Linked DNA regions of Homo sapiens: regions 1, 3 and 4 are each linked to region 2. Evidence: chromatin loops called from intact Hi-C (ENCODE). Cell type or tissue: OCI-LY7. All regions are shown on one strand. Region 1 holds the start of LOC105370314 (a long non-coding RNA gene). Region 2 overlaps LINC00379 (long intergenic non-protein coding RNA 379). Region 3 overlaps GPC5 (glypican 5). Region 4 overlaps GPC5 (glypican 5).

What was found. Peaks named below come from ENCODE experiments on the same cell type or tissue, not always from the same donor. Only the 100,000 strongest peaks of a DNase experiment are listed, where the experiment ranks them.
Region 1: it touches region 2 in a loop (4-fold over the local background); 28 of 110 quality-filtered maps call a loop at or near these places.
Region 3: it touches region 2 in a loop (2.5-fold over the local background); 16 of 110 quality-filtered maps call a loop at or near these places.
Region 4: a loop joins it to region 2, with 7 times the contacts of the local background. A loop is called at or near these places in 17 of 110 quality-filtered maps.

What each region holds. Positions count from the first base shown.
Region 1 is chr13:91,244,969-91,252,968 of GRCh38, reverse strand. It overlaps LOC105370313 (a long non-coding RNA gene), which reads right to left. Exons shown (of 3, transcript XR_931641.2): 3 at 1,299-1,335. LOC105370314 (a long non-coding RNA gene) reads right to left here and starts at 1,276. Exons shown (of 3, transcript XR_931642.3): 1 at 1,238-1,276. In OCI-LY7, no CTCF peak of the experiment used is centred here; a DNase peak (open chromatin) is centred at 4,978.
Region 2 is chr13:91,130,075-91,138,074 of GRCh38, reverse strand. LINC00379 (long intergenic non-protein coding RNA 379) reads left to right here. Exons shown (of 4, transcript NR_047004.1): 3 at 6,668-6,852. It overlaps LOC105370312 (a long non-coding RNA gene), which reads right to left. Exons shown (of 3, transcript XR_931639.3): 2 at 3,579-4,437; 3 at 3,352-3,504. Among named protein-coding and RNA genes, the nearest start is that of LINC00380, 43 kb to the right of the region's middle. In OCI-LY7, no CTCF peak of the experiment used is centred here; a DNase peak (open chromatin) is centred at 3,664.
Region 3 is chr13:91,718,022-91,726,021 of GRCh38, reverse strand. The region is part of intron 3 of GPC5 (glypican 5); the gene reads right to left. Among named protein-coding and RNA genes, the nearest start is that of GPC5, 320 kb to the right of the region's middle. In OCI-LY7, no CTCF peak of the experiment used is centred here; a DNase peak (open chromatin) is centred at 3,531.
Region 4 is chr13:91,403,363-91,411,362 of GRCh38, reverse strand. All of the region lies in intron 1 of GPC5 (glypican 5), which reads right to left. Among named protein-coding and RNA genes, the nearest start is that of GPC5, 8.7 kb to the right of the region's middle. In OCI-LY7, no CTCF peak of the experiment used is centred here; a DNase peak (open chromatin) is centred at 4,522.

The DNA of each region.
Region 1 (8,000 bases), 110 kb before region 2:
TTTTAATAACTAATGAAAAATTTAAAAGAAAATTAAAATTTAAATACACAGTGATACACGTTGTTTTTAGATACACCTGTGTCTGCATTATGTGTCTGAGATTTTAAGTCTATACTAGACAAGATTTTTTAAACTTCTTCAATATAATGCTCTCAATTTTTGAAGATAATAAGATTGAAAGTTCATGCTTCTATATCATACTGTACTTTGACAATTAGAAAGACTAATAATCAGAATCCAATTTTTGTGTTTCTTAATTGATACAAACCTTTCCACATAAACTTTACTAATTTCTTTAGAATTTCCCTTCTCATCTAGATATTAATAATATTTGATTACATAGAAAATCCCCATTATATTATGGTTTATAAATGCATGGACTCAATGCCACATTTTCTAAAATGTGTTTTTTTAAAAGCATGATCTAATATATTAGCATGTTAATCAGGGTTCTTCAGAGAAACAGAATCAATGCGTTATTAATTTATTTATTATTAGGTACTTGTTCATGCAGTTGTGGAGGCTGATTTATCCCAAGATCTGCAATCCAAAGGCCTAAGAACTAGGAGAGTTGACAGTGAAAGTTCCAGTCTGAGTCCAAAGTCAAGTGATCTCTGATGTCCCAGCTCGAAGACTGTCAGGCAGGGAGAGTGAGTTCTTTCCTGCTCAGCCTTTTCTTCCATCCAGGCCTTTGGTGGATTGGAGGAGCCCATCCACACTGGAGAGGACAATCTGTCTTACCCAGTCTACTGATTCAAATGTTAACCTTATCCCTGAAACATGGGGGTTTTTAATCAAATATCTGGGCACCCTGTAGCCCAGTCGAATCAGTACATAACATTAACCATCACAATTACCTCTGTGTGAATTTCAGCGATGTGCCTATGGCCACTGCATACAATTTGTGCAGGCTGTGTACTTCACAAATTTAGGAAACATTATTCATCAAATTAGTCATCCAAAAGTCTTAAAGGTGCAGGCATTCTCCTCACTAATTTATGTAAAATTAATGTGTAGGCTAGATAGAGGATTGCCTTTACCTATCAAACTGTTATAAAAGGGTCTCCAAGTTATGATTTAAAAACGGCTCAGTGGCTCACATTTGTAATCCTAGCACTTTGGGAGGCCAAGGCAGGCAGATCACTTGAGATCAGGACTTTAAGACCAGCCTGGCCAACATGGTGAAACCCCCATCTCTACTAAAATACAAAAATCAGCGGGGCGTGGTGGCACGTACCTGTAGTCCCAGCTACTTGGGAGGCTGAGGTGGAAGAATCTCTTGAACCTGGGAGAGCAAGGTTGCAGTGAGACATGACTATGCCATTGCACTCCAGCCTGGGTGACAGAGAAAGACTCCATCTCAAAAACCAAACAAACAAAAAACCAACAAAATAAACAAACAAAAAACTCCGCTCCTACACAGTTAGTAAGATAATTAGGTAATCATCTTTACAGTAAAAAATATTCCCATTTCCTTTAAGACATATTGGAGATTGAGTTGCCTCTGTTCTTCATTTACTCATTCCTAGCTTAGTGATTAGTTTTTGAAATGAAATTGTATTCTTAATTAAGTATACAACGTTGCAATCTCAAAAAATATATGGTAACTTGTAACTTACAATATTAAAATGCTTCTGAAGGGCAACAACTTAAATATTTCCAAATAGAAAATGAAGAGAAAGAAGGAAAAATTAACTAAAATAATTTTACAGTTATTTTTTCAAGTCATTAATAATCAGTTTGCATAAACTATGGCAACAATGAGAAAAATCTAGTTTAATCAATTTTGAAAATTAGAGTCTCTCTCGTTTCTTTGTTTCGTTTTGTTTTTACAATAAACTTTTTTCTCAAACTTGTTTGCCATGTTAAAATAACTGGTGATTTGGAGTTCATTTTGTCGTGAAAATCATTGCACCGAGAAGAAAGAGTGTCTGGCTTGTCAGAGTATAAATAATGCAGTAATCTGGAACTGCCCCCCACCCCTTTGCGTCTAAGATGAAAGTTGTTGAATAGAAATAAAATCAATGACTTTGAATTCAAACTAATGGCTTCAGAAATCTTTGCAAAATGACCTCTTTTAGTGATCCAAAGGGTCTTATGAATTTTCATGGGAATAATATCTAGCCAGTAATTCCTAAATTTGATAACAAATTATCTTACATTTTAGTTCCTTTCTCACCTACTATCACTTTTGTTGAAAGATGACCCTAAAATTAACCTAAAAATAATCTGTCCTGCATCTCAGTGACGTGTATGTGTACCCTCACCTCATGCTCAAGATTTTTCTTTCTCTCTGGACTTCCTTATTTTCTCAAACTAACAAACTATCCTTGTTGTCATTCTGACTTAAGAGGTTTCCTTTATGCCTTTTTCTCATCTTCTCCAAAACCAGTAATGAGAAACTCATAGTTATTTTTCCTTGTCATTGATACCTCATTTTAATTCCCACTGTTATCATCTTGGTACTAGAACTCATTGCTTCACAGCAAGACGATTTTAATAATGTCTCAGCTGATCTTTCTTGATCTTGTTTCTGGCCTCTCCAATATTTTCTGTACGCCACTGCTTGCTTTATTCAGTTCATCTTTCTACTCAAAATCCATCCAGATTTCCTCATAATTAATAGAATAGCTTTCAGATTCCTTTCGATTTTCTTTAAGATTTTCCACACTCAGACTCCAATCTACTAATCTAACATACGGTTTGGCTCTGTATCCCCACCCAAATCGCATCTTGAATTGTAATTCCCACAGGTCAAGGGAGGGAGGTGGTTGGATTTGGGGGACAATTTCTCCCAAGCTGTTCTAGTGATAGTGAGCAAGTCTCAGGAGATCTGGTTGCTTGATAAGTGTGGGGCTCTTCCCTCTTTTTGCTCTCTCTTCTTTCTCACCTGCTGCCATGTAACATGTGCCTGCTTCCCCTTCTGCCATGACTGTAAGTTTCCTAAGACCTCCCCAGAAATGTGGAACTGTGAGTCAATTAAACCACTTTTCTTTATAAATTACCCAGTCTTGGGTATTTCTGTATAGCAGTGTGAAAACGGGTTAATACAGTAACATCATTGATTGGCTCACTCAGAAGACATTTTTAAGAGTTACTCTGTGCCAGGGGCTGGTGCTGGGAACTTGATGCATAAAGTTAAGGCGTATGATTATTGGTCTTGACAAGCTCACAATGCTTCTCAGCAAGAGGATCTTAGAGGCTGGTAATGCTTTCCATTACCCCCTCCCCAATTTCAAGTGCTATTTTTTCATTTAGTAACTAGTTCATTTCTCATTTTTTTCCATGAAACCTTCTTTAACTATCCCAGTCCATTTTGATTGCTTCCTCCTCTGAACTTTTATCTTATTACATTTACTTATGATAATCTAGATCACTTGTTCTTAACTGAGGTGGACTTTGCTCCCCAGGAGATGTTTAGCAATTTCTGGAGACATTTTTAATAGTCAGAACTGAGAAGGGGTGTGCTATTGGCATGTAATGAATAGAGGCCAAGGATACTGCAAAACGTTCAAAAACATGGGGACAGCACCCCACAACAAAGAATTATCGGGCCCCAAGTGTCAATCAATAGTGCCAGTTAAGAAACCCTGATCTAGGTAGTTGTTATCTATATATAAGCCTTATTTCCAATTATGCTGTAAACTTATTGAAGTAGAAACCATTTATTTTTCTATAGATTTTTCTTTCTTTTTAAAAACATAGTGTAGGCTGGGTGCAGTGGTTCACGCCTGTAATCCCAGCACTTTGGGAGACCAAAGCAGGAAGATTGGTTGAGCCCTAGAGTCCGAGACCTGCCTGGGCAACATAAGGAGACCCCATCTCTACAAAAACTGAAAACATTAGCTAGGCATGGTGGCATGTAGTCCCAGCTACTCAGGAGGCTGAGGTCGGGGGATTGATTGAGCCTGGGAGGTCAAGGCTGCAGTGAGGCATGTTTCTACCACTGCACTCCATCCAGCCTGGGTGACAAAGTGAGACCCTGTCTCAAAAAACATGGTGTAGTGGGTTGAATGGTGGCCCTCCTCCACAAAAGATATGTCCACATTAAATCCCTGGAACATGTGAATGTTACCATATTTTGAGAAAGGGTCTTTGTAGATGTAATTAAGTTAAGGGTCTTAAAAATGAAGATATCATCCTGGATTATTTAGACAGGCACCAAATTGAATGATAGACAATAAATAGAAGGACAATAAATGATCCTTGTAAGACATACAAAGAGGAGATGCATAGACAGGAGAGACACACACAGAGAGAGGAGGAAATGTGAAGATAGAAGCAGAGACTGCAGCCATGCAGCCACAGCCCAACACAGAGGTGAGGAGAAAAGAGAGACGGAGATGGAAATGATGTGGCTACAAGCCAAGGAAGACAAAGATTGCCAGAAGCCACCAGAAGCTGCAAGAAACAAGGAAGGAGGATTCTCCCCCAGAGCCTCCAGAGAGACTGCAGTCTGCCAAAACTTTGCTTTTGAACTTCTTGCCTTCAGAACTGTGAGAGAGTAAATTTCTGCTATTTTAAGCCACCAGGTTTTCAGTAATTTGTTATGACAACCTCAGGAAACAAATACACCTAGTAGCTACAATGCATTATTTACCCATAGTGGGTGGTTAATGAATATTTCATATTTATAATGAAAACTATCTTTCTTCTTTGTAGAAGTTCAATTACGCATTTTTACAAAAATTGATCGAATTAATATTCTTGTACTTCGATATAACTTTCCTCAGTTAAACTGCTAGATGTATCAGCACAGGCATACCACCTGCTCACATGAGAAGCCACACAATGCAAATATCAGATGCCAATGCAAATCCATTTGTGTAAGTAGTCATTAATTTATTTAAAATATACTCCATGTAGATATACTTTAATGAAAACTTAACCTACTCTGCTATACTCATTAGCTATAAAATATAATGTTATACTTTAGAAGCTGGTTGTGTTTAATGTAGCTTGTAGCAACATCAGCTTTAATCTCTAGATGGCACTATGTTATAAGGAATCAACCCAAAATCTGATATTACAATTTTCATATAACTCTTCTTGGAAATGAAGAAAACTGTCCTGCTAAAAATCTGAGGAATTATATTCCATACACTGAAAGTCTCATTTTACTAAGTATGGTTAGGTTTCTAATTTATACATTACTGTGGGATAAGGAAAGATAATAGGGGAATTGAGTTCTTAAAACATTATAGTCAACAGTAAAAAATATATCATAAAAGTTGTTCACTTATGCTTTTGGATTATTTTGTGTACATTTTGTTGGAAAATTGTATATAAACAACAGAGCCAGCACTGGGGTTCTTACATGAGAATGTCCATATAACCTAACACTTTATCTTTGATAGTTATAGGTGAAGATTAATGAACTACTTTTCACTTTAGCTTAAAATATAAACAAGATAACACTTTTGCTTTTTTAACTCATTATTGAAATTCCAACTTTGGTCTCAGTAGAAAGAGAAAAAGCTACTTGTATCATCTTTTTCTTAATTCTCTTTTTTACATTCCTGACCTCTCCTCTGAAGAATATATTTTGCCTTGAGTCTCCAGTGACTTCTAGGGATTTAAAAAATTCTTTTAACTTCCTGAAGCCTTTAGTAATGAGATTTTTCTCTATTTGCATATGTGGTAAACTCAATGGAGGCAATCAATAATCTCTTATCTTGGGCTTCTTCACTTTCACAGCATTTTGAACCACTCCTAAAGTACATCTATTCATTTATTGTTTTGTATTTTAATTATCTGCAAATAGGCCTTACCATCTCTACAAAATTATACATTCCTGGGGAGATGGCATCCTGACTACCTTTATCCACATGCTACGTGTTTAGTAACTTCCTATTGAATTAAATGGATTTAGTAGCATACAACATTATCCTATTCAAAGTAAAAATAAAAGCTAATTTGTAAGTTGACCTTCAAAAACCCCCAAAACATCAGAGTATCTTTTATTGAAGTATAAAATGAAGGTTTCAAGTAAAATTACATATACTTTTCTTCGTCAGATCAATGATTTATGGATTAGTTTTTGGGTAAAATTTGAGTACCTTCAAAACCAGTTTGTTTGAATTTTTGTACTCTCTAAGTACAAATAGAAAAATAATCTCTATCATCACCCCTACCAATACCATTCCCTCAACCTTTACTCTTCCTTCAGATCTCAACTTATCTGCCAATTCTTGCAGGAACAATTCTTCCGTCTTCAGAGAGATGCCACGTTTGTGTGTTCCTAAGTCATACCACCCTTCCCCTATTATAGCACAAAATTAGACTTTCATTGCTTATTTCTTCGTCTATGTCTTTTACTAGTCTTAAATTTCAAAAGAACAGGAACCATGTGTATTTTATTTACTCTTACAAGCCCAGGAGCTAGCACAAAGCCTGCTGCATCTTAATCCACACCTGTGGATGAGGGCAGACGGAATGATTTCAGGATGAAAGGAAAACCTTTACATTGTTTACTTTACAAATATGTTGGGATATTTATGAAGTGCCAAGCACTTGTGTATTCTGGACACAAACGATAGAGCATTGAGCAAGGCAGAAACTTCCCCTGCCTCTCATGGAGCTTCCATTTTAGTGGGGCAAAGACAGGCAAGTCAACAAATAAATACATAAGTGAGAAAGTGAATACAAAATAATTTGTATTAAAAAAAGCTAAAAATATTAATAAACAAATAAGTATGTAACATATATAACTTAGTTAAGTACATGTGATAAAGAATGATGGAGGCCAGGTGTGGCGGCTCATGCCTGTCGTTCCAGCACTTTGGGAGGCTGAGGCGGGAGGATTGCCTGAACCCAGGAGTTTGAGACCAGCTCATGATAATTTGAAATAAAAGATGATGGTACTTAATTATAGCACATTGAATTAAAAATATGCAGGGACATTAGTAATACTTGGTAATAAGAAAGAAGGAGAAAAGAAAGAGGGGGCCAGGCAGGGTGGCTCATGCCTGTAATATCAGCACTTTGGGAGGCTGAGGCAAAAGGATCTTCTCAGCTCAGGAGTTTGAGACCAGGCTGGGCAACACAGCAAGACCTCATCTCTACGAAACATTAAAAAAAAAAAAAATTAGCCAGGTATGGTAGCACATTCCTATAATCCCAGCTACTCTGGAGGTTGAAGTGGAAGGATCACTTGAGCCCAGGAGTTGGAGGGTGCTGTGAGCTAAGATTGTGCTATTGCACTCCAGCCTGGGTGACGGCGTGAGATCCTACCAAAAATAAATAAATGAATAAATAAATAAAAGTGATGAAGGCCTTTCCAAGGAGATACAATTGAGGCAGAATCTGAATGAAGTGGATGAGGGGAAGGGTATCTGTGTGTGTTTGTGGAAGGACATCTCCTTCAGAGGGCAGTTAATGTGAAGGGCATGGAAGCAGAAGTTTGCTTGGTGTTTTCCAGGAACAGGCGTGAGGCTGGAGTGCATGAACAAGAGCAGCAGAGTGTGGTTGGAGATATGGCTGGAGAGGAAACCTGGTGTCAGATAATGAAGAACCTTGTAAAACCTGACAATAACTTTGGATTTCACTGGCTATGGGAGGTCCTTGTACTGAGGTGGTGGTGATGGCGGTAGTGGGCATAGCCAGATTTGGTTTATATTTGAGTTGGAGCTGTCAGAATTTGCTGATAAATGTGGAGTATGAGGGAAAGGGAGGCATTAAAGATAACTCCAGGTTTTTGGTGAAGGCAACTGGAAAAATGGAGCTGCTGTTTATTGAGACAGATAAGAAGTAGAGGTTTTAACTTTCTGAAGCAGACACAGGGAGAGGGAGGCTTTTGCTTTGAAGGTAGGAGCTATATCAGTGTGTGTGTATGCTAAAGGAAGTGATCCTCAAGTGTGGGAATGATTAAAGGTGCAGAAAAGAGGGGATAATTACAGGAGTGCTCCTTTATTTGGTGAGAAGAGCTATGAACCCGTACAGGTGAAGTGGTTGCCTTAGATAGTTCACCCCATGTGCAAGGAGGAGCTGTAAGGGTATAA
Region 2 (8,000 bases):
GATTGTGAATGAATGCAAAAAGTAGGTGGAAATAGCTAAAAATAAAACTATTCCCAAAGCAAATATTAAAATACTTCTGTCTTGGTGCAAAAAGAAAAAAATAAGAATCTCCATGCTGGCTGGGCAGTAAAAATAACCACAAAACATCCCATAAATAGACAAATCCTAAAGTATTATGATCCAAGAGATTTCATTCATTCTCATCTTGGTGAAAATGTATACATCATTCTTTGTTGTGCCGAACCTTCTAGACACTTTAATTAATGTATATCTTCAAGCTTTTTTCTCCTTATTACTTGCTTAAAACAAGCAAGCAAACAAACTTCAGTATTCGAAAGGAAAACTTGTGAAAACTCGAAGCATGTGTTACCAATCAGCAGTGTGTATTAAATAGATTCGGAATAATTGCTATTATCGTAAAGACTAAATAAGGTTTGGGACTTAGAATTATATGTGTTAAGTGGTTGAATATTCTACCCGGAGAGCTTCTATGTACGCTTTTGCAAGCCTGGTTTCCTCTTCTGTACTTGAGTTAGCTCCAACACTACATTTTATTCCCAAAGTTTGCACATATTTACCTTTCACTCACAATCTTGTAAAAAGGAATTGCATTTCTTTGGAAATGGAAACAATCTAGAAAGTGAGTAAAAGGAGGTATTGATAACACACAGCTGTGAGATGATGTCTGCAATTTTTAGTGACTAGAGTGCAAAGTACAAGAAGTATAATTTATTAAAACACCAATCTTTTCACCTCTTACTACATTATATTTTAAATCAAAGAAAGTAAAGATTTTTAAAAGAGGGAACATGAATCCAGGTGTTTACACTGTAGTCATTGAAATCAATCTACGCCACTGGAGGAAACTTTATATGTTAGAGCATTTTCCTCCATGCTTTGTAATTTTTTTTTATACTTCTTCTCTCTTTGCCTGATGGTTGGCGGACAAACTATTTGCAAACATTTATATGACTTCTGCTTATGTGTTCCAGAGGGGAAAAGGCCTTTTGTTGTAGATAGTAAAAATCAAGCGAAACAGATAGGGTCATGATTTGCCAAAGGTCAAAGGTCATGACAAGTGAGTGACTCAAGAAGCCTTGAGGTCAAAGGTGCAGCTGGAATCCCATAACCTCCACTCTGCTTTTTACATGACAAAGGAAAGCTGTGCTTTCCTAACTTCTGTGAAGCAATCTAGCTACATGTTCACATTTTTCCTTGAAAAATTATTTTCAAATGATTCTGCCCATGATTATTTTCTCCCTTGAAACCAAGTGGCATGAAATAGGCTTTTATATAAATTGAATGTCTCCTTAGCCTTTTATTAGTATTCTATATCGGAAACCTAGAAGAGGAAGAACTAACAGAGATTAATATGTGTTTTTTAAATGGAAAATAAGCACATTTTTTAGATCAACACAGACTAAAGAAGTACATTTATCCTCTTTGTTATTTTCTTTTTCAATCCCTTGTGTATTTACTGACTGTACCTAAAAATGTTTTTCTTGCAAAAGTAACTAAGAGTAATAGTGATCTCTTATGCTTTCCATTTGGAACATGTTCTTCTGGTAAATCCTTAATACAGCTCCAAAAATAAGGTTTTGTAACAAGAACCATTCTGGTGTTAATGTCTTCTTTTTTTTTTTTTTTTTTCTGATTTAAAGCAATTAAAATTTTAATGATGCCAGGAGGGCCAGAATGTCTGTGGCAGATCTCAGGAAATCTCAGTAGCTGCCTATATCTCTACCATGTGAACTGGAGGAAAAATGCAGAACCTTGCTTTTCAACTCCATTGGTTTCTAACCTCTCATGAGCACTTAATTCCTCATAGAGAAGGAAATAGTCATGCTGTAGAATCCTGTGGCCCATGAAGGGTAATTGGATAACATCTTTTGAAAGATTTACAAGGCTGCCAAGGATTTTGCCAGCTTTAAACCTGATTGATTCAGTGTGAAAAGATCTGAACAATTGTGACCTAAAAGTTTAAAGACAGACCTTTCCTGTGAAAGTATAATTTAGAGCCTGTAATAAAATTGTATTGGAAAACACCACATTGAAGAACACAGCCATAAATTGCATTATGTTACAGGACCCTTTCCCCTTAAATCCTCTGAAAGAGGCCTAATTGTTCACCAGATACTTTAATAATGAAGTGTTTTTGTTTTTGCTCTCCTACCCCCTAAATAAGTCCCTAAAGAAAGACAAACTTGCCAATTACTTTGCCTCTCCAACCAAAAAGTTTGACTTCTTGGTTATGTGTACAGATAGAATTTATGTACCTTTTTTTTCTCATTAGGTACAGTAAAGGAAAGCAAAATTTCATTTATCTTAAACAAAGAGTAGACCAAACAGACTTGTCCTGTATTTTAATTTTTCAAAGTGCTAATTCTCATCTCATATTAATTTCCATCTTGACAAAATATACACACTCATGATTAGTGGAATATTTTATGGGTAAGCTCAAATGCTTCTGATGACTCAGACAAATTAATGATTAAACATCTTCCAGCTAATTACTCCAGGCCATTAATTATTTATCCAAGTCCATCAGTCTATCATCTATATTAGCCTCTCTTTTCTACTGCCCATTTTAGAAGAGACAGGTTTGGAAAAACTAAAACATAAGAATTTCAAGTAAATAAAATTAAATAGAATACTTACTTTTTTTTTCTTTTTCTCTAGAATCTGGGAAATTGAGACCATGGTATTTAGACAGAAGCCTCTTTATCTTTATAAACAATACCTGCTTTGTCACACGCTCACTAACTTTGTGTTTCCTCCTCAAATTTCAGTTTGAAGGATTTAGGGGAAAATGCCATGTGCCCACTTACCTGTGATTTGGGTGCTAGGCCATTTTGCCTTTTGAAATTTCGAATCATACAAACTAGTCTTAGATGTTTAAAATAGGAAGCCTGATACGCGTACTAGGCATATTTACAAGTGACCAAGAATGATTGCTTTTTATAGAGGTTGGTGAGAACAGAAACTTTCCAACAAATTGAAAGCCTGCTTCCCTCTCATTATTTAAAAAAAAAAAAAAAAAGACAAAAGAAAAGCAGAACTGTGACATTAAGAAAAAAAAATTGCTTAAGAAATATGTAAAGGAGAGAGCCCTCTGCAGTGTAAAGTAGTTGACAGCATGAAAAGCCACTTGGAAAGGTAAGAGGGGACACAGTGCTGTACTCTCACATTTCTTTCCTGAAGAATTAGGTAGTAAGTTGGCTCAGACTTTCATCTTCTTCCACATCCTACCTAGAGTTAAGTGTCAAGAAGCTTATTTAACCGGCCACCTGACAAACCTCTCCATCTTGTGAACTAGAACAGCTCCCCCCTTCTGGAAGTCATCGAGGGTCGAACAAATTCCACTGTATCAACGTCCAGTTGATCATTAGCATTTTCTGTAGGATGTGTTGTTTATGATTTTGGTCTACAATAGTCTCTAAACTGGCACAGTCCCCAGAAGTTCTTCAGAACGTTGCAGTCAGTTAAGACGAAAATTGTTAACTCCTGGAAAAATACACCAGAGTGAATGAAGAGGCCGATTAAAAATTGTTAATAAAAATATATTTTGACATGTTCACCTCAAAAGTATCTTTATAGGAGTCATCCTACAGGAAAGGCTTGGAACAGTTAGACAACCTTCCAGGGAGTTCTGATTTTGAGTTCTGGTGCCACCTTGTGGACAGTGGGAGGAAGAGAAGATGCAAAAGAGGCTTGACTGAGTCATTCGCAGTAGATCAAGAATGTCATCTGATTAATTTACTTCATACCCTTTGTATCAAAAACAAAACAAAACAAAAAACTCCAAACTAGAAAAAAAAAAAAAAGGCAAAACTTTATCACTTTCCAGAGGAGGAACTCTTTAAGTCTTCCCATCAGTTAAAGGATTAAGAGGATTAAGACCAAAACCCGATTTTGCTGACATTCAGGGTCTCTCGCAATCTGATTCTAGCCGATTTTTGCAGCATTACTGGAAACCACTCTTCTCCATGAATTTCTCATTACAGCCATACTGGTCTGCTCCTCCCAGATAGTCATTACCTTTGCCCATGTTATCTTCCCATCCAGAATAGACCTTTAGATGCTTTTACAATCTTCCATTTGGAAGGACTTTACAATTGGATTTGATGTCTTCAATGTTGGTGCCTCTCATAAAACTCCGTCCTAAGAAGTCCTTGAACCTCTTCTTGAACATCTCTGGGGCAGTGCATTCAACCTGATTGAAATGACTTATGATTTTTTCAGCGATCTCTAGTAGTAAACGCTTTCTTAAGTTGGACATGTACCTTTTGCTCAAGAGCAGGCTGAGTGCTGGATGTATGAGGACTTCTGTGCACAGACTCTGGACCAAGATGAGTTGGGTTCAAACTTCAGCTTTGTAGCTTTCTAGCTGTGTGGCATTGGGCACATAACTTATCTAGGCCTCAGCTGTTTCTTCACCTGTAAAATAAGAATAAAAACAGTGCCTGCTATCAATCATATCAGTTTTGTAAGTCATCTTATATGTATGAAAGTACTTACAACAGTGTGTACCATGTAGTTGATACTTTGTAAGTGCTGGTTAATGGAAACAGATGAAAAGAGAGTATTGAACAACATATCTCAATGTGCACACTTGGAGCATCCAACCTAAAGATGCCACACTAGTTAAAGTCCCATAGGGATATAAGTTTGGGATATGCTGAATGCTATATACAGATGCATACTGTGTGCATGTATGTACTCTATCTATGCAGATATATGATAATTAGCATAATCGAGGCTCCTAATTCTTGACATATAACAACCCACCTTTGTCTAACGGCATTTCCTAAACTTATGTGACCCATGAATCCTATTCAAAGTAACATCTTAACATCTCATTACATATGTATGTTGTAGAAGAAGAATCCTCAACTCAAAACATTTAGGGACAAAGCAAATAATGTAAATGAGGGAAGAAGGCCAGGTAAAATACAGTATGGAGTAGTGTGAGTTATGGAAGTCTAGAGGACGCATGCTTCGCCTAAATGCATTTCACTTTGGCTTGTGAAAAAACACCGTGTAGGCCAAGGAAAACATATCCGAAATCTGAATCTGGGCCGTGTCCAGCAAATTTGTGATTCCCGTAGAGTGAGAAAAGGGAAGTAACTGCATAATCTGGAGAAGAACCAATTTTTAGAGATAAAGAGAAGCCAGAAAAAGAGACTGTGAAGGAAAAGTAGGAGATGTAGCCAGGAAAGAGCAGCATCCTGGAAACAGAAAGAGGCAAAACAGAGGGGTCTCTGGGTCTCGAGAGGTCATATTGGTTTCCTATTGCTGCTATTCTGAATTACCACACATTTAGTGGCTTAAAGCAACACAAATTTATTATCTTAGAATTCTACAGGCCAGGAGTTTGATGTGGGTCTAACTGGGCTAAAATCAAGGTCTGGTCAAGGCTGTGTTACTTCTGGAGGTTCTAGGACAGGGGTCCTCAAGCCCCAGGGCCACGGACTGTACTGCACAGCAGCAGGTAAGTGGCGGGCAGGTGAGAAGCTTCATCTGTACTGAAGGCTGCTCCCCCATCGCTCCACTGGCATTACCGCCTGAGCTCCACCTCCTGTCACATCAGAGCAGCATTAGATTCTCATAAGAGCCCAAACCCTATTGTGAACTGTGTATCTAGGTTGCACACTCCTTATGAGAATCTAATGTCTCATGATCTGCCACTGTCTTCCATCACCCCCAGATGGGACCATCTAGTTGCAGGAAAACAAACTCAGGGCTCCGACTGATTATACTTTATGGTGAGTTGTATAATCATTTCATTATATATTACGACATAATAATAATGGAAATAAAGTGCACAATAAATGTAATGCGCTTGAACCGTCTTGAAACCATCCACCCTCCACAGTCCGTGGAAAAATTGTTTTCCACAAAACTGGTCCCTGGTGCCAAAAAGGCTGGGGATCACTGTTCTAGGAGAAAATCCACTTCCTTACTTTCCTAGCCTCTAGAGGCTGCTTGCAGTCTTTGGCTTACGGCCCCTTCCCCCAGCCAGGAGTGTGGAGTCCTTCTCATATCACACCATCTGACCTCCTCTCCTGCTTCCCTCTCCTGCTTCCCCCGCCCCAAAGAAATAGCGTTCATTTTATTAACTCTAAGCCAAATGAATTAACAAGGCTTTCTAGACACATATTAGGAATTATCACAGTAATATGTTATTGACACAATTAGTAATGTCTCAAAATGTATTGAACTTACTGAAATATTGTTATGGTTATTTTAGTTGTTGTTAGTGCTATTAATCATATGCATTATTGTTTGATAGTTTTTTGAACTTATATGAGGCAAGGTATAACATGGAAACAAATTATAATTGTGTAGTAATTAATTTTAGGTGTTGAAGAAAATATTCAAGAAGTTGTTGAGCATATCACTGAGGGTGTGTGCAGGCCTCTAATGGCAAAATATTTTGTTTTTATATATGCTTATGATATCTGGTTAAATTATTGCCTTATTAGTAGGAATTTTAAAAAAACTGATACCAGCTTGAACTCAAGCTGTTATTTTTTCAAATTAACACATAAATATAGGCTAATAAAATACATTTGAAATAATAATTGCCAGTTTTCTCTCTGAGAAAGAAAATTGGAAAATTCTTAGTTTATATATATATTGACTTTTTGTTTTTTTTTTTTTACAGATATTACTTTATAGTAATTTATCTTAGTCCAGGTGCAGTGCCTCACACCTGTAATCCCAGCACTTTGGAAGGCTGAGCTGGGAGGATTGCTTGAGGCTGGCAGTTCAAGACTTCTTCCATTTTAAGGGGCCTTGTGATTACAGCTGGTCCATCTGGATATTCTAAGATATTCTCCCTATTTTAAGGTCAGTCAGTTGACAACATTAATTCCATTTTCAACCTTAATTCTCCTTTGTCATGTAACACAACATATTGACAAGTTCAGGGGATTAGAACATGAACATCTCCGGGGGACCATTATCCTGCCTGTGACAGAAGGTAAAGAGAATACTAAAGAAAGGCCAAGAATCTCTGAGAGCTGGAACTAGGGCTTTCTCATCCTCTCCTCTCCTCACCTAAACGATCCATCCTCTTACCTTCTGCTAATGGGATAGAAAGTTGGGAAAGGAGAATAGAATTGAACCCCATTTGACAAGAAATTAAGCACATAATTCACAGTGTGTGGCACTAAATAAGGATGGGATGTCTTTTGGTAGGAAGGAAATAGTTCAGGGAAGCAGCTCTATGATGTCTGTGCAAATTAGAATAAAGATGCCCAACCCCTTCCCCCCCCAGGAAGATGAATAAGAAGAGGGAGCCTCTTCCAGGAAGATAAATGCCGAAAAAGCTACCTTTTCTCCATCTGGGGACGGATGATACCAAAATGATGCCCCCTTCCAGGCTGATAAGGTTTGGCTGGGTCCCCACCCAAATCTCATCTTGAATTCCCACATATTGTGGGAGAGACCCAGTGGGAGGTAATTGAATCATGGGGGCAGGTCTTTCTCTGCTATTCTCATGATAGTGAAGAAGTCTCATGAGATCTGATGATTTTATAAGGCGGAGTTTCCCTGCACAATTTCTCTCTTTGCCTGCTCCCATCCATGTGAGATGTGACTTGCTCCTCCTTGCCTTCCGCCAATGATTGTGAGGCCTTCCCAGCCACGTGGAACTATGAGTCAATTAAACCTCTTTTTCTTCCCAGTCTCGGGTATGTCTTTATCAGCAGCATGAAAACAGACTAATACACAGGCCAGTGCAGTCTTCTGAAGGTCTGCAGAAATGGACAAGTGGCACACCCATGCAGCCCTCGGCTGGGTTCCATTGCATGGGGCACAGTCTTCACAACTGTAGGGGCAGGCAGGAGACAGCCCAGGTTCTGGGCTCCCCTGACCCTCCTACCCCTCCAACCCCTCCAACTAGTTCTTTCCTATCAAAAGACATACTACCATTATTTTCATGCTCAGAGACACAGTTTTTCCATGGTTTTCCCCAAATTTCTAGGATTTTCTCA
Region 3 (8,000 bases), 590 kb before region 2:
GATCTAAGTTGACAGTGGTTTTAAGTGGATAGAGTAAGATTATTTGGCCACACCACAGAACAGTTTGAAATAAAGAAGCAAAGAGGAAGGGAAACAGAATCTGCAATCACGATCCAGTGTGCCTTGTCATAGGGTTTGAGGCAAGTTATGGAACTTCTATGTATCTTAGTTTTCTCATCTTTGAAACTCAAGAAAATAAAACGACTTTGAAGTTATGAGTTCAGAGAAATCTTATCTCATCCTGTCCCTCCCTCGTCAGACCTCAGATTGTAACTGCTATTTATTGAACATGTTTCCTAGGAAGGCAGACTGAGAGCTGAAAAATACCAGCCTTGCAACACCTTTATCCCCATTATCATCTTTGCAATTATTTTTTCAAATACAAAAGAAAATGCTCTAGCCATAGACTTATAAGATATCTTTGATTGTATCCAAAGATAAAAGCATATATAGCTGATTCTAATAAATGCAAGTAAATTTCAAAGCCCTTATATTTGTTGACTTGCTATGAGGGAGATTAACTTCATACTTTATTGAAAAGAAAAGGAAAACCATCTGTTATCAGGACACTACCCTGTCACCTCAGCTCCCTAGAGGTGAGCCAATTTGGGTGGCACCTTTCAATACTAGTACCTTCTTGCCATTGAAAAAACCTTCACACTTACGTTGACAATTTTTCGTCTCTGACTTATACTGCAATTTCCTTCTTAATTCTCCTCCCTGGTCTCTACCATTTTCCCCTGCAATCAGTCTGAAATGTCTTGGAAAAAATTGTTTTCCTCCCTAATGCTTATCTACTCCGGTTTTCAGTTCCTTCCCAGGCTTCCCACTGATTTTCAAGTTCCCATCTCACCTTGAAATGACTCTCTTAGTTGCTCCTAGCCCATATCACTTCCACCATTCTGATCAAGTATTTGTTTCAACAACTGCTTGTCACTTAGCTGACTTTCCCCATTCTCACTGTAATCTTGGCACTACGTGCAAAAGCACAAACTTATCTTTAGAGCCTCCCCCAACTGTGCACTCAGTCTTATTCAAATGTTCAGATTTTCAAAGCATTTTACAAAAAAACTTTGTAAAGAATAACTTCAATTGTTTATTTTCATTAGACTCAAAAAGCGGAGCTCCTCTTTCTTTTTGTTTTTGTTTTCTTTCTTTTTTTTTCCAGACAGGATCTCACTCTGTCGCCCAGGCTGGAGTGCAGTGCCATGATCATGACTCACTGCAGCCTTGACCTCCCTGGCTCAAGCAATCCTCCCACCTTGGCCTTACAGAGTAGCTGGACTATAGGCGCATGCCACCATGCCTGGCTTATTTTTTATCCTTTTATTTTTTTGTAGAGATGGGATCTCACTATGTTGCCAGGGCTGGTCTCAAACCCCTGGCCTCAAGTGATCCTCCCACCTCAGCCTCCCAAAATGCTGGAATTACAGGCATGAGACACCGTGCCTACCCCATAGTCTCCATTTCTTTTGCAATGGTACTTCCTTAATGTTTATTAATAATAATACAAGTTGAAAAGCAAAAATGTTTAGAATATTACAAATTGAAAAGGAAATTACAAATTGAAAAAAAAAAGGAGGTAGTTCGAGTGATTATTAAGCACACTGGGTTAGAGGAGGAGGCACAGGCTCACTTCACAGTCCCTTGGATGTCAGGGTAACTGATTGCTTTGCTTCAGGCCACATCTGGGATGCTTGGTGTTAACAGAGAGGCGGTTAATAGATTACATAAGGCATGAGTCTGCATGTATCCTTGATAATAATAATGATACATAAATAAAATAAGAAACAAAGTAGTTTGTGGACACATGTGCTGTGCTCCATTATATTAAATAACTCATATCATTATATTAAAAGCTAATTTTAAACTGTCCAGAGGAACTATGCTATTGGTAATTTTTTCTGTTATAACAACAAATTTGAGTTTATTTTCTCATGTTCAGTTCCCTTATGATTCTGAGAACTAGTTTCTAAAATTGCTGGCTGATTTTAGGGGTAAAATCTGTTCCCACAAATCTGTTCTTCTCAGTGTTGGAGAAGCTAATTCTTCAACACAGAGAGAAAGTCCACGATTTTAGTTTTATTTCAATGAGAACAAATTTAGGAAGGTAGTAAGTTGGGCCAGGTCACTATGGGGGCAGAGGTAATGTCCCAGATACATTAGATTTGGATTTTATTTTTCAGACTATTGTACTATATTAATAACTAATGGGCAAGGGAACAGAATTATCAAAGCCCTGTTTTAGAAAGATCTGCTATAGTCATTGCAATCAACAAAGGGACTATTCCAATAGGTGAGGTAAGAGAATATTGGAATAAACTCAGAACCAGTGAAATCAGAGAGGAAAAGGGAAAGTTCCTTTATGAGTGCAGTGAATGGTATTTGACTAGGGGTTGACTCCCTATATAAGGTAAGAATGAAGAAGTTAAAGCTCTTGGTGGTTTTAAACCTAGTAATCGGGATGATTAAAGAGCCAGACACTGATATATGGAAGTTAGAAGGTAGAACAAATTTAGTTTATGGTGTACCTGTTTTTTTTTTGGAGGGAGAGATTAATTCTCATTTTGAGCTTTAATTGTGAGGTAATTTCTAAAAGACAGCTCTAAATAATAGATTGGAGATCAAAACCAAGTTAATGAATAGAATTGCATGCATAGAGCCAATAGTTAAACCCATGCAAATAGATGAAATCATAAAATGTATATAAAATGTAAATGGCAGAAGGAAAATCTTTCAGATGCAGGAGAAAGAGAACTCGTATAATATACTGTCCCCACCCCACAAAAAAGGAGGAGGAGAAGAGCTTTTACTATGTTGCTACGTTTGTATCAATAGAAATGAAAAAAAAATAAATAAAAATAAGTGATTACAAAATATTATGCCCTAAAACTATGAAACAACTGCCATCCAAATAGTAGATATGCTACATTCAAGGTACAAATAATTCCATAAGCCAGGTACGGAAAACATATAAAAGTTATAACCATAATACCACTTTTAAAACACTAGTACATTCTAGTATTGCAACAAGGAATATTTATAGGAAGTTATAAATTATTAAGACTCCATAAAGCACTGCCTTTAAACAAGCTACCCATAAGGAAAATTCCAAATTTGTACAAGGTGCCCAGTTCTTGGGGAAAACCAAATAAAGTAATGTTAAGGTTAAGTAAGAGAGGAAACACATACTATCTCTGCTTGGCAAGAATTAGAGGTATGTTTATGCTATGGTTAGCAAAGAGTAAAGAAGGTCTTCTGTTTAAAGTGTTTACTTGGAGGCATGGATCCTTTCAGTTTTCCACAAGTTGCTTCTCCACATGGATTTCTGCTAGATATTGTCATAAATTTTCCCATTCTAACTCATATTATATTTTGAATTAAGGAAAAGAATAAGGAGGAAGAGGCAGAGGAAGGGAAAGACAGGGAGAAGCAGAAGCACGTTTTAATAATCTCCTATTGGCCCCACTGTGAAAAGAATCTTGATTCCACGTTGCTATTTTTGCATTCCTATATATTAAACCACCAGAGGGCGCTTCTGCATTTCATTCCTATTCATAATTATTAATTAAACTTACTGTATGGGTCCATTTAAAGCATTTAGTTCAGGCTCTTAAAGGAAAATCCAACTTGTAAGCCCAAGTGACAAGTGCTTAGATATGAGAAATCTTCAGAAAAATCTAGTCTTTTATGGAAAACCACCAGGCTGAGGCTGCAGGGCCAATGTCGTTAAATAAGAAATGGAAAACCAACCCATAATTGTAGACTAATTTGTCCAGACTGAGCTCTCTCAAAGTCAGGAATAGAGATACTGAGAATTGACCAAGGATTTCAATTATTTCCCCTTTTTCTCTTTCTCTCTTTTTCTTTCCTTCCTGATTTCCAGTTTTAAAGATGCCTTTGTTTAAGAAGTTCAAAGACTGAAAGCCAAATCAATTTTTGTTCTTGTTTAGCTGCAGATGACAATGTCAATCAATACACTGAGCCCTCATTATTGGTAGGACATTATTGTAGTAGATGGGAATAGAGCAAGGAACCTTCTCTCTAGGAGCTTATATTCCAGTGAGAAAACTAAAATTATGACATTAAATAGACAACTTTAAGTCTTGATGAATGTTATTTAGTTAAGAATGCATCATTGGTAGTGGAATGGGGTAGAGTGGGGGTGGGGTGCTCCAGCCAGGTGGTCAATTGGTTTAAATACTATTTTCTACTTGTTTGGAAAGTAGTATTTAGGTTATGTTCTGAATAATGTTAACAAACAGCCATGGGAAGATCACAGGGAAAAACTTTATATGCAGAGAGAACAACTCTAAAATAGAAGAGAAAGAAAGGCCACTGAAACTGAAAAATGCCACATAGTACTGGGGAGCCTAGGGGGATGAGGCAAGAGGCAGACTGGCCAGATCATCGGGTAGTTTCCCACATGCTCTGCCAAGGGCTAAATTTGTGTTCTAAGTGGGCTCTGAAGTAACTGGAGAATTTTGAGCATGGCAGTAACATGATCTCTTTTATGTTTCAAAAAAAATATCACACTGGCTGTCATTTGGAGAGATGTATGCACAGGGCATAAGAAAATGGACAAGAGGCTGGGCACGGTGGCTCACGCCTGTAATCACAACACTTTGGGAGGCTGAGGCAGGCAGATCGCATGAGGTCAGGAGTTCGACACCAGCCTGGCCAACACGGTGAAACCCTATCTCTACTAAAAACACAAAAATTAGCCAGGCATGGTGGCAGGCACCTGTAAGTCCAGCTACTCAAGGGGCTGAGACAGGAGAATTGCTTGACCCTGGAAGGTGGAAGCTGCAGTGAGCTGAGATTGCACCATTGCATTCCAGCCTGGGCAACAAGAGTGAAACTCAGTCCCCCCACCCAAAAAAAGAAAGAAAGAAAGAAAGAAAGAAAGAAAGAAAGAAAGAAAGAAAGAAAGAAAGAAAGAAAGAAAGAAAGAAAGGGAAGGAAGGAAGAAAGAAAATGGACAAGATAAAAATAGTGAATCCAGCTATGAAGTTTTGAGTGTGTTTCAGGGGAGAGATGATGTTGCCTTTGCTAAGGGTGGTCTATGAGGACTGAGATCCAGTTGGAAGATCTATCTATCTGGATCTATCTGTCTATCTATCTGGATCTATTTATTGAAGGAGGAGACAGCAGAACTTGAGGGGTGGATTAAACATAGCAAGTGAAAGAAAGACAGATTCATGAATCTCTGGTATCTTTTGTCTGAAGCGACTGGGCACATGAAGGTATCATTAAATGAGATAGAGAAGACTAAAGGAAGAGATTTGGGAAGAAATTAAGTCTCTCTTGGACATATTTGGCTTCCTATGACAATCACTCATCCAAGAGGAGCTGTCCAATATGCTGTTAGTTACCTGAACTGAAAGCTCAAGGGAGAGATCAGGCAAGGTACAAAAATGTGGTTTTCAACAGCAGGCAGTTGGATGAGCATAGGGGAAAGACAGTGCTGAAGACTGATTCTTGGGCATTCCAACATTTAGATGTGGAGACCAAAGGAAGTTGAAAATGATTCTGAGATGAAGCTCAAGGAGAAGTAAGGCAATCTCAGAAGAGTGAGTTATCTCAAACTACAAATGCAGAAAGCATTTATTGTTGTTTTTAAAGATTAAATGATTAAATGTTTCAAAAGCTACTGAAAATGCAAGTAAAATGAAGACTAAAATTCATCATTGGCTCTAATCAGAAGAACACTATCAGTGATTCGTGGAAAGTGTAGTTTCAGCACAGAGTCAGGTAAGAAAGCACAGTGATCAGTGGGGGTGCAAGAGATAAAGATAAATAAGAAATACACAAATCATTCACGGAATTTTGGAGAAGGAAGGCAGATTTATGGGACAAAGCCTAGAGAAGGGATGGAATCTAGTGAGATTCTGTTTTGTTTTGTTTTTTGGGGGGACAGTAGCCATTACCACATGATTATATTTTTAATGTAGAGACCTCGTTTCATATAATTTGATCCAAAATACTTCTATTGCAAAACAAGTGAGACAACATTTTCCATAGTGTGGAAGTGTCAGGGAGACATGCAGTTTAAACATATAACCTGAATTTGACATGCCTTTCTTTATAGCTTTATCCAAGGCTGATTAGAATTGTATTCACCTGCTTTGAAGGTACTAGATCATCTAAATGGAGATTTAGTAAAGAGAGAAATAAGAGAAAAAAAAAATGAGGGAGAAGAGTAAGTACATTGAACATTTCCATAAGATAAAGTGATTTTGGAATTAGAAATAAAGGAGTAGAATATATTTTATTCTAAAATTGGCAAAAACACCCATAAGTCCATCACCCCTTTTTATATTAGCTGTCTTTTTCCAATGAATTTTTACATGACAATTTTATATTCTTCTTTTTCAATTAAAATTGCATTGCAAACAGTTTCCTAAACCATAGATCTATTTTGTGAATATCATGTCAATAACTGAATAAAAGTAAAAATAATGGAGTAAGTTAGCTGGAATGGTAGGAAATAATGACCATAATGTGAGATATCTGACTTGCAGATTTCAGAGATAGTGCAGGTATTGGTGTTGGATTTGAGAAGGCAGAAGAAATCAGACACACAGGTTGGAATAATGATCTTGGATAATGCAAAAGTCTTCAGCTCCTGATGGTCACTGGTATAAACAGGAAAGTAAGGCTTCATAGACTTGATCCTAGCAGTCAGAGCACACATATTCAAGGACCTAGGGGCGGCTGGAGGGTCATGGCAGCTTGCACATCTGTGGAGGCAGGCCAAGACTTTGGCAGCAGTCAGCAGGATGCTGACTCACCAGAGCAAACGGGCAACTGCAGATTCTAGAACACGTGCTATTGACCTTAATCAATTCACTTGCAAGCTCTGTCCATCCTTTGACATTTGCAAAATAGACATACTTGATTCACATGCAGCTGTGATGTGAGGATTTGGTAAATAAATAAGTAAATAAATAAATAAATGTAGGTTTTTTTTTTCTCTTTAACTGTGTGAAGTATTATCAATAATGGCAATAAAAACTGGAAATAAAATACATTTTGCCCTCTAATTTCTTATCTTCAAAGAGTTTATACTCTAGTTAGGGAGGTAGAATTTCTAAGTATGAAATGTATTGATAATTATATAAAGTTAACTTCAGTACAATAGAAACACCATCTCAATGGGGTACAAAGTATGTGCCAAAGAAATGCTATAAGCCATGAGTGGTATAGGAGCCAGAGAAAATCACTGGGAACCAGGGTCTTCAGGGAAATCTTTAGATAAACCCTGAATAATTAGTGGAAAGAAAAGAGAGGAATTCTACCCTGAGGGCAAGAGTATGCAGATGGGGGTAGAATTCCAAACTGTGCTATTAATTTGGTTATACTCGGGAAAGCTTGATTCAATCACATTTTTAAATATGGTGTCCAAGAAAATATAATAATTTTCCTCACATGACCATTGAGCTTTGTGATATTTTAAACCCTCATGAGTTAGGTAGCACCACAAACTACAAAACTCTTCTTCATCAAGAGAAGAAAGCCAGCTACTACAATATCAATACTGAGGTTGTGAGAAACCACAGAGAAGGGAAAAAAAAGCCACTGGGAAGCAAGTTTAAGATTAGGGGAAAGTGGCCAGGCTCAGTGGCTCACGCCTGTAATCCCAGCACTTTGGGAGGCCAAAGCGGGTGGATCACGAGGTCAGGAGATTGAGACCATCCTAGCTAACATGGTGAAACCCCATCTCTACTAAAAATACAAAAAATTAGCCACGCGTGGTGGCAGACGCCTGTAGTCCCAGCTACTCCAGAGGCTGAGACGGGAGAATGGCATGAACCGGGGAAGCGGAGCTTGCAGCGAGCCGAGATCGCGCCACTGCACTCCAGCCTGGGCTACAGAGAGAGACTCCATCTCAACAACAACAACAACAACAACAACAACAAAGATTAGGGGAAAGTGGGAGGCTAAGTAATATCTCTAGACATGTAAAATCAAAATTTGACCATTTCATTTATCAGTGG
Region 4 (8,000 bases), 270 kb before region 2:
TCTCCAATATAGGGGACTTGCCAAGACCCTCAGCACTACAACACGCAAGAACACAATAAAGTAGAGAAGTAACTCCTACTCACTTGATGAAGCCAATCAGACATTAGAGAATCTATCCCTACTCACATTAATTCAGCCTTAAAACCATCTTATATTTCCAGGGAAAGTAGCTTCCTCTTTACCTTAATTGAATTAATTCAAATAGCATTATTTTGCAAAAGTCCAGTGTTTTTTTGTTTGTTTGTTTGTCTTTTTGAGACAGAGTCTCGCTCTGACGCCAGGCTGGAGTGCAGTGGCACAATCTTGGGTCACTGCAACCTCCACCTCCCAGGTTCAAGCGATTCTCCTGCCTCGGCTTCCCGAGTAGCTGGGATCACAGGCACGTGCCACTACGCCCAGCTAATTTTTGTATTTTTGGTAGAGACGGGGTTTCACCATGTTGGCCAGGATGGTCTCGATCTCTTGACCTCGTGATCTGCCCACCTCAGCCTCCCAAAGTGCTGAGATGTGAAAAAGCCCAGTCTTTAGTTCTTAAACCTTGTCTATGAATAAACAAATTTGATTTTACCATATGAATGAACTACAAATAATAAAATATTTAGTATATTAAATAATGAAAACATGGACTATGTTCCTAAGAGTACAGGATTAATACCTTGAGAGGGAGTGAGGGGAGGCAAATATTTGAAACTTTGATATTCCATTAAGATGAAGGAAGGCCGGGCGTAGTGGCTCACGCCTGTAATCCCAGCTCTTTGGGAGGCCAAGGCGGGCGGATCACGAGGTCAGGAGATCGAGACCATCCTGGCTAACACAGTGAAACCCCGTCTCTACTAAAAATACAAAAAAATTAGCCAGGTGTGGTGGCGGGTGCCTGTGGTCCCAGCGACTCAGGAGGCTGAGGCAGGAGAATGGCACGAACCTGGCAGGCGGAGCTTGCAGTGAGCCAAGATCGTGCCACTGCACTCCAGCCTGGGCGACAGAGAGAGACTTGGTCTCAAAAAAAAAAAAAAAAAAAAAAAAGAATGGAAACGATTCTACTATGATTTCTCTGTCTGCTCCCTGACCAAGCACAAATAATTATTTAAATGTATCTAAGAACATTTTGTAATAGAATCAATTATGTCACATTTGTAGAGACTATTACTGTTTACAAACCGCCTTCCCAATACCACATGCTTCTCAAAAACCACTGAAAGGGAAAAGGGACAAGCCTGTGAATAAAGAGAAATACTTTCTGAGAGGTTGGGTCATTTGCTAAAGGTCACATAGGTAGTAAGTGATGGAGTGAAGACTAACCTATTTCAAAACTACAAATTCATCGTTATTCACATTATTCACTAAAATATGTGACCACAGGCCATTATCCTAAGCAAATTAACACAGGAATGGAAAACCAAATACCACATGTTCTCACTTATAAGTGGGAGCTAAACACTGTGCTCTCATGCACATAAAGATGGGAAACACAGACACTGGGAACTTCTAGAGAGGGGAGGGAGGGAGGTGGACAAGGGTTGACCAACCATCTGTTGGGAATTATGCTAAGTAACCAGGTGATGGGATCATTCATATCCTAAATCTCAGGATAACACAATAAACCCAAGTAACAAACCTGCACATGTTCCCCCTGAATCTAATATGAAAGTCGGGAGAAAAAACAAATAACACAGGCATCTTCCTCGTCCCTTGACAAAAAAAAAGAAAAGAAAAGAAAAGAAAATATGTGATCATAATACGCAACAAATAAGGTGACAAGTCTGCTTTTCCCATTTATTTTCCATGACATTTTCATGGTTTGTCATAACTACTAGTTTTCCTTATGTAAGATATTTCCAAAGATGAATTGAATAGGAAATATTTTAAAACCTGAAGTTTTTTGTGTGCTTCTGAACTTATCAAAGGAAGAAGTAAAATTTGGTTCTGCTCTTGTAATGCAAACTCTTAACAATACAAACACAGATCCACATAGCTTCACCTAACAAATAGTACCCTGAAGAACTCATTGATTTCTCAGCTTTTTTAGTTTTGCCATGTTTTTCTTATTCCCTTTACCTTTTAAGTTGATCAAATACCTTTTTTAAAAATGACTTTTTTCCCCCTAGAGTAAAATGAATTCCAAGCCTGGTGAGAACAGGCTGTTAATCTCTTCATTTTATTGACCTACTTCAGTTTTAGCTCATTAAACACAGACATCTCAATGATCAAAAGAAAATGAACCAAATGTAGCTCGGTATAACCTTACCGAATAAGAGAGTTATTCAAAGAGCAAATAAATCTGCACAAGTAATTTGATATTGACAATCTTCCATTTAAAGAATATATATGTAATGAACAAGGACATCCAGAAATAATTTTTATGCTCATTTAATCAATGAAGACACACTCTTGGTGTGCTTTTTAACCAATTCTCTTCTCAGATTTTATCTTCTCCCAAGGCAAATATTGAAGAAATCATGAACTAGATTCTCTTGAAACTGTAAAACAAGGAAAAGCAAAAGACTAACAAAATAGCTGCGAAGATTATTTAATTATGCTGCCTATAAGGAATTATAAGAACTGAAATAGATTTGGTTATTATAGCACAGAGGAGAGAAAAACTAGTAATTTAAACCCATTATCCTAATAAGAGTAATAAACAATTTAAGTTATGAAACAATATTTACTAGCTTTTAAATACAACAACATTTGAAACATATTTAAGTTAATAGCTGGACCATATCTAATTATGCAGGTTTGTTTCATTAGCATTGACTTAAATAGTCTTTCTACTTAAGTAAAATTTCCTAGCAGCTCTTGTAAAATATCCTAAACAAATAACCAGCCACAATTCATACACGAAAATTATAATTTTCTATGCTACCATTGAAAAGAGGTCTTAAAGACTAGATAAACCTAGGTATCCATCAGCAGATGAATGGACAAAGAAAATGTGGATATGATAGAGTACTATTCAGCCATAAAAAATAAGGAAATGCTGTCATTTGCAACAACATGGATGAACCTGGAGGACATTATATTAAGTGAAATAAACCAGGCACAAAAAGACAAATACCACATGATCTCATTCATGTAGAATCTAAAAAGGTTGATCTCATAGAAAGAGAGAGGAGAATGGTGATTATCAGGAGCTGGGGCTGTTGGGGAGGAGGAAGAGTTGGAAAGATGTTGATCAAGGGACACATATTTACAGATAGATGAAAAGAATAAATTCAAGTGACCTATTACATAGCATGGTGACTACAGTTAATATGATATATTGTATTCTTGAAAAATGCTAAGAGAGTGAATGTTAAATGTCCTCACCACAACAAAATTGGTAACTAGGTGAGGTAATGCATAGTTTAATTAGCTAGATTTAACCATTCCACAATGCATCTGTACTGTGCTTCAAACCATCATGTTGTATGTGGTAAATACACCCAATTTTATCTGTCGATTTAAAATAAATTTTTTAAAAAGATTAGATAAATATTTCTAAAATTGGAATTGTTGGAAATATTTCAGAGACAGATTATACCTGCTACAGTATATCATGTTTTGTGATTTAATAGCAATTATTTGTTTCCTTATTCTGAAAACTGTGGTCCCTCTGGTTGATCCACAATAGAGACTGAACTCCAAGTCAGTGTCCTTTAACAAACAATGATCAGCTCAGGAATAGTTCCACAGACGAGTGATGTATACTTTACTCCCGACATGGGATTAACAAGGGTGAAACACAGAAAAGCTGAATTATTTTCTAGTTCCTTACTGTTAATTTCCTCCTAGAAAAATACTATTTTGCAGAAAAAAAATCAAGTAATACACAAGCCAACCATTCCAGAGCCAAATGCAAATTATAACTGCTCATCTTTATTTTTCTCCATTCTCTCAACAACAGATCAATGCTGTAAGGCAGATCAGTCACCCCACTACATGACGATAACAGCTGTGCAAATTAATCCTTTAGATGTTAAATAATTTTCTTTTCCTTACAGGACATCTGAGAATACTCCTTTCTAAACCTTTGTCTGGCAACTCATTTACTCCATTTCAAAAATGTTAGATAGCAGATAAAAAGTCCTTTAAATTTAAAAGGTTTGGTCACTTTATAAAATTTGTGGCAGTTATGTAAGCAAAAATTAACCCCACAAAAACAATTCATTCAACACAAATGAGCCCACATACATTTTAAGGAACTTCACTCTCTATATTTCTCATTCTACTAACATTAAGCATAAAAAATAATTAAACACAATAAATAACCTATTAGGTATCTACAAAAATAAGATTCAATTCTACAAATCACTATTTATTTATAAATGTTGGCCTAATCACAGAACCAAAAGGGAAATCAATCACAGATCCTGCTCTCAAATAGCCTATAGTCTAGTAAAAAGAAAGAAATATATTTAAAATCAGTATTGCTACTTTGAGTCCCTACCTTCCATTAGAAATAAGTATTGACCCATACGTGGTGAGTTTCAGGATGTCAAGGCTAATCAAAGAAAATACAGGACCACAAGAGGGCGGTAGTACAAAAGGAGCTTTATTTGGGTGGTGCTTTGACAGGTTGCCAAGAGGCGAAGTCCCTCACAACAGGAGACCTTCCAGAGACAATGGTGCCTGGCTACCACCCAGAAGGAGAAGATGACAAGCGAACTCCCAGGAGAAGGGGAAATTGGAGAGGGGGCTTGCACGTCTAGGTGATACCACTTACTAGAAATTGGGAAGTGTCTGGGTCAGAGAACTTTGAAGGGTATCAATGGCTTGGGGTCTTTTAGTGTCCCAGAGTTTACTTTATCTATGGTTAGCAGATGTTCAGTTAAATTTTATCAGGTATGCAAAGCAGGTAGGCTTTAAATGGCTAAAAATATATTTATTTGAGCTATATTTAAAGCAACTGGATGTATAAAAATCGGAGTTGGGTACCATTTGGCTTTGGGCTAATGGTCCTAGCCTGCTGTGAAGAAGTAAGAAAAACATGGGGGTCCATCTTTAACCCATTTATATAACATCACAAGACAAAAAATATCATTGTACACAGAAGCAGAATCTGAGATACTCAGTATCCACAGGCCTATGTCTAGAGTTTAACTTAAGAATCAGAGTTCAAAAGACATATCAGAATACTACTTAAAGCTTTATTAAATTATTCAACAATCATTTAAACTCTTATTCTCTGCCAAGCCCTGTTCTATGCACCAGATACTCCACAGTCAATAAGGTACACGTTAGGACTGGCTACATAATTTGCAGAGACCAATGCAAAAAGAAAATGCAGGGCCTTTTGTTCAAATTTCAATTAGGGCCAGGCATGGTGGCTCACACCTATAATCCCAGAATTTTGGGACACCAAGGTATGCAGACTGCTTGAGCCCAGGAGTTCAAGACCAGCCTGCGCAAGGTGGCAAAACCCCATCTCTACAAAAAATACAAAAATTAGCTGGGCATGGTGGCATGCACCTACGGGCCCAGCTACTCAGAAGGCTGAGGTGGGAGAACTACCTGAACCTAGGGAGGTCAAAGCTGCAGTGAGCTGTAATTATACCACTGCACTCCAGCCTGGGTGACAGAGTGAGACCCTGTCTGAACAACAAAAAATTTCAATAGGTTGACAAGAGAACATTAAACCAACCACACGGTTCATTGGAGTGTAGGATCCTGCTTGACTGCACAGATCACATGCCCAGGAAAATGGCCCTAGCAGGTATGTTCTCTGTCTCCATCACGTACACAACCTAGTGGCAAAAGACCCAGAGTTAAAACAAAGAAAAGGAACGTGGCGCCGTGAAAAGTGCCACACAGGAAACAAAAAGGATTCCACCATAATAAGTGGTGTAACCTAGTTTCGTGAACTTGAGAAAGGCCTCTGTGAAGAGCTGACATTTAAGCTAAGATATGCAAACAAGCCAACCACACAGTCTGTGTGTGTGAAGGACCCACAGGTTGAAGAGTTCACACCTGTGGTTTTCAACGAGGACAAGTTTGTCTCCCATGGGACAGTTGGCAAAGTCAGGAGTCATTTTTGGTCATCACGACTTGGTGGAGAGTGGTAATGCTATTGGTATCTAGTGGATGGAGGTGAGAGATGCTTCTGAACATTCTACAATACACAGGACAGCACCCCACAACAAAGAATTGCCAATCCCCCAATGTCAATGGCACTCAGGCTGAAAAACCCTAACGTATAGTAATGTAAATCATGTACAAAGCCATGAGTTGTGTAGGAGTTTGGCACATGTGCCTTTGATGTCCTCAGCCATGTATGTGACTTTATGGTAGAGAATACTGGAAACCTACAGTTCTAACGACAAAGGTGAATTTAATTTATGCTACAGAGATTTAATCCAATACTGTACAGCCACTTTAAAAAATCAGGCTTAGAAAGATATTTAACAGCATGGGAAATGGGAAATAAAGATACATTCATAATTGGAAAAGCCATGTTTTTCAAAAAGGAAATTATTCTATATTCTTTCAAAAAATAGTCATGCTTAGCAGGGGGCTGATGAGCATGCTAAAAAGACAATGCAAAGGCATTTCGGTGGTTATTTCTGGATGGTAAAATTATTTTACTTTATTTGTACTTTTCAGTTTTATAAATTTTTAAGAAAACATACATTCTTCCATAAAAACGTGGAAGTATAACATCTTCTTTTCTTTCTATAAAGGTACACTGCACATTCAACTTACATAGTAGCCATATGTGGCCCTGATGCAACTAATCAAGGGCTGTGCTGTTTGTGGTGATTCACAGAGGAATGAATAATCATTTTAGGATAATTTGGGCAATCTCATTAGTGAAATGGAAGATTTACTAAAACTGAAAAGTTCAAGAATTGAGAGCACAATCAGTGCTGCCTTTTCTTCTAGTTGAAGGTCAGGACTTTATAAAAGAAAGGTAGATATGGAAAATGGCTATTATCTATTAAAATTAATTGCTATTGTTACTTAACCAAGTAGATCAGATACCACATTCACAGAGAATATATTTCAACAGACATATGTTTCAAGTCTCTCATGACTCCATTTTAACAAATCAGATCTGTTGTTTGTCGGTTGAACAGTTATACCAAGAGACCATTCATCTATAAATTATGTCTGTTTAGTTGAGGCACCTAGCTAGAATGTTGTTCTTGGTCTTACCAGGTAACTATAAAAGAAATGTGGTAGATTTAGAAAGTGTTCTTATCAAATATAAGGACAATGTGAAAGTGGATTATACACACACACATACATGTACACACCAAAAATACCCATCTTCCGGAAAGCCTTAACAGGCTGGAAACAAGGAAAAATAATAGGGATTGGGGGGTGATAAGTGGAAAATATTATTCTTAAATTCCTCAAGTTGTACCCCTCCTAAGCCAATTTTACAACTATAGGATGTTGGACACTCGGCAAAATGGAACTTAAATTATGGGATGGAGAGAGAATGGGGACATATATAATATTTGTAGTTGATGCACTAGATTTATAGTTGACAGCAATAGTTATAATTAACCCCATGAGGGAATATGTGTGATCAGTATAGTTCAGCACCTGATGAGCCATTGGATTCTATGACCCTAAAGTAGAAAATCAAACTCACTTCTCCACCATTAAGATGCACTAAAGGCCTAGAGAAAAATGAAACACGTGATTCTCTTAGACATCAAAGCACAGACTGGACTTCCCAAGGGAAAAGGTGACAAACTGTCCTGGAAGTGGAACTGGGCCTTGATGCTCACAATTCAAGATAAATAACATGCACAGAATTAGAAAACAATGATGAGGCAAGACCACTTGGGACCTGTGGTATAAAAGGATGAGGACAAAGGCACTCTGCAACCACAAAAATAACTAAACATTCCCCTCTTTTAACCAGCACTAGCTACTACTGCTTCTTTATTTATGACAACTACCCCACCTTAATCTTTCTAACACCTAGATAAAAGTTACCAAAATAGCCAATTCCTGAATTGCCCCACTTCATTAAACCTTCCTTATAATAATAGCCCACCACAAGCCCAAAT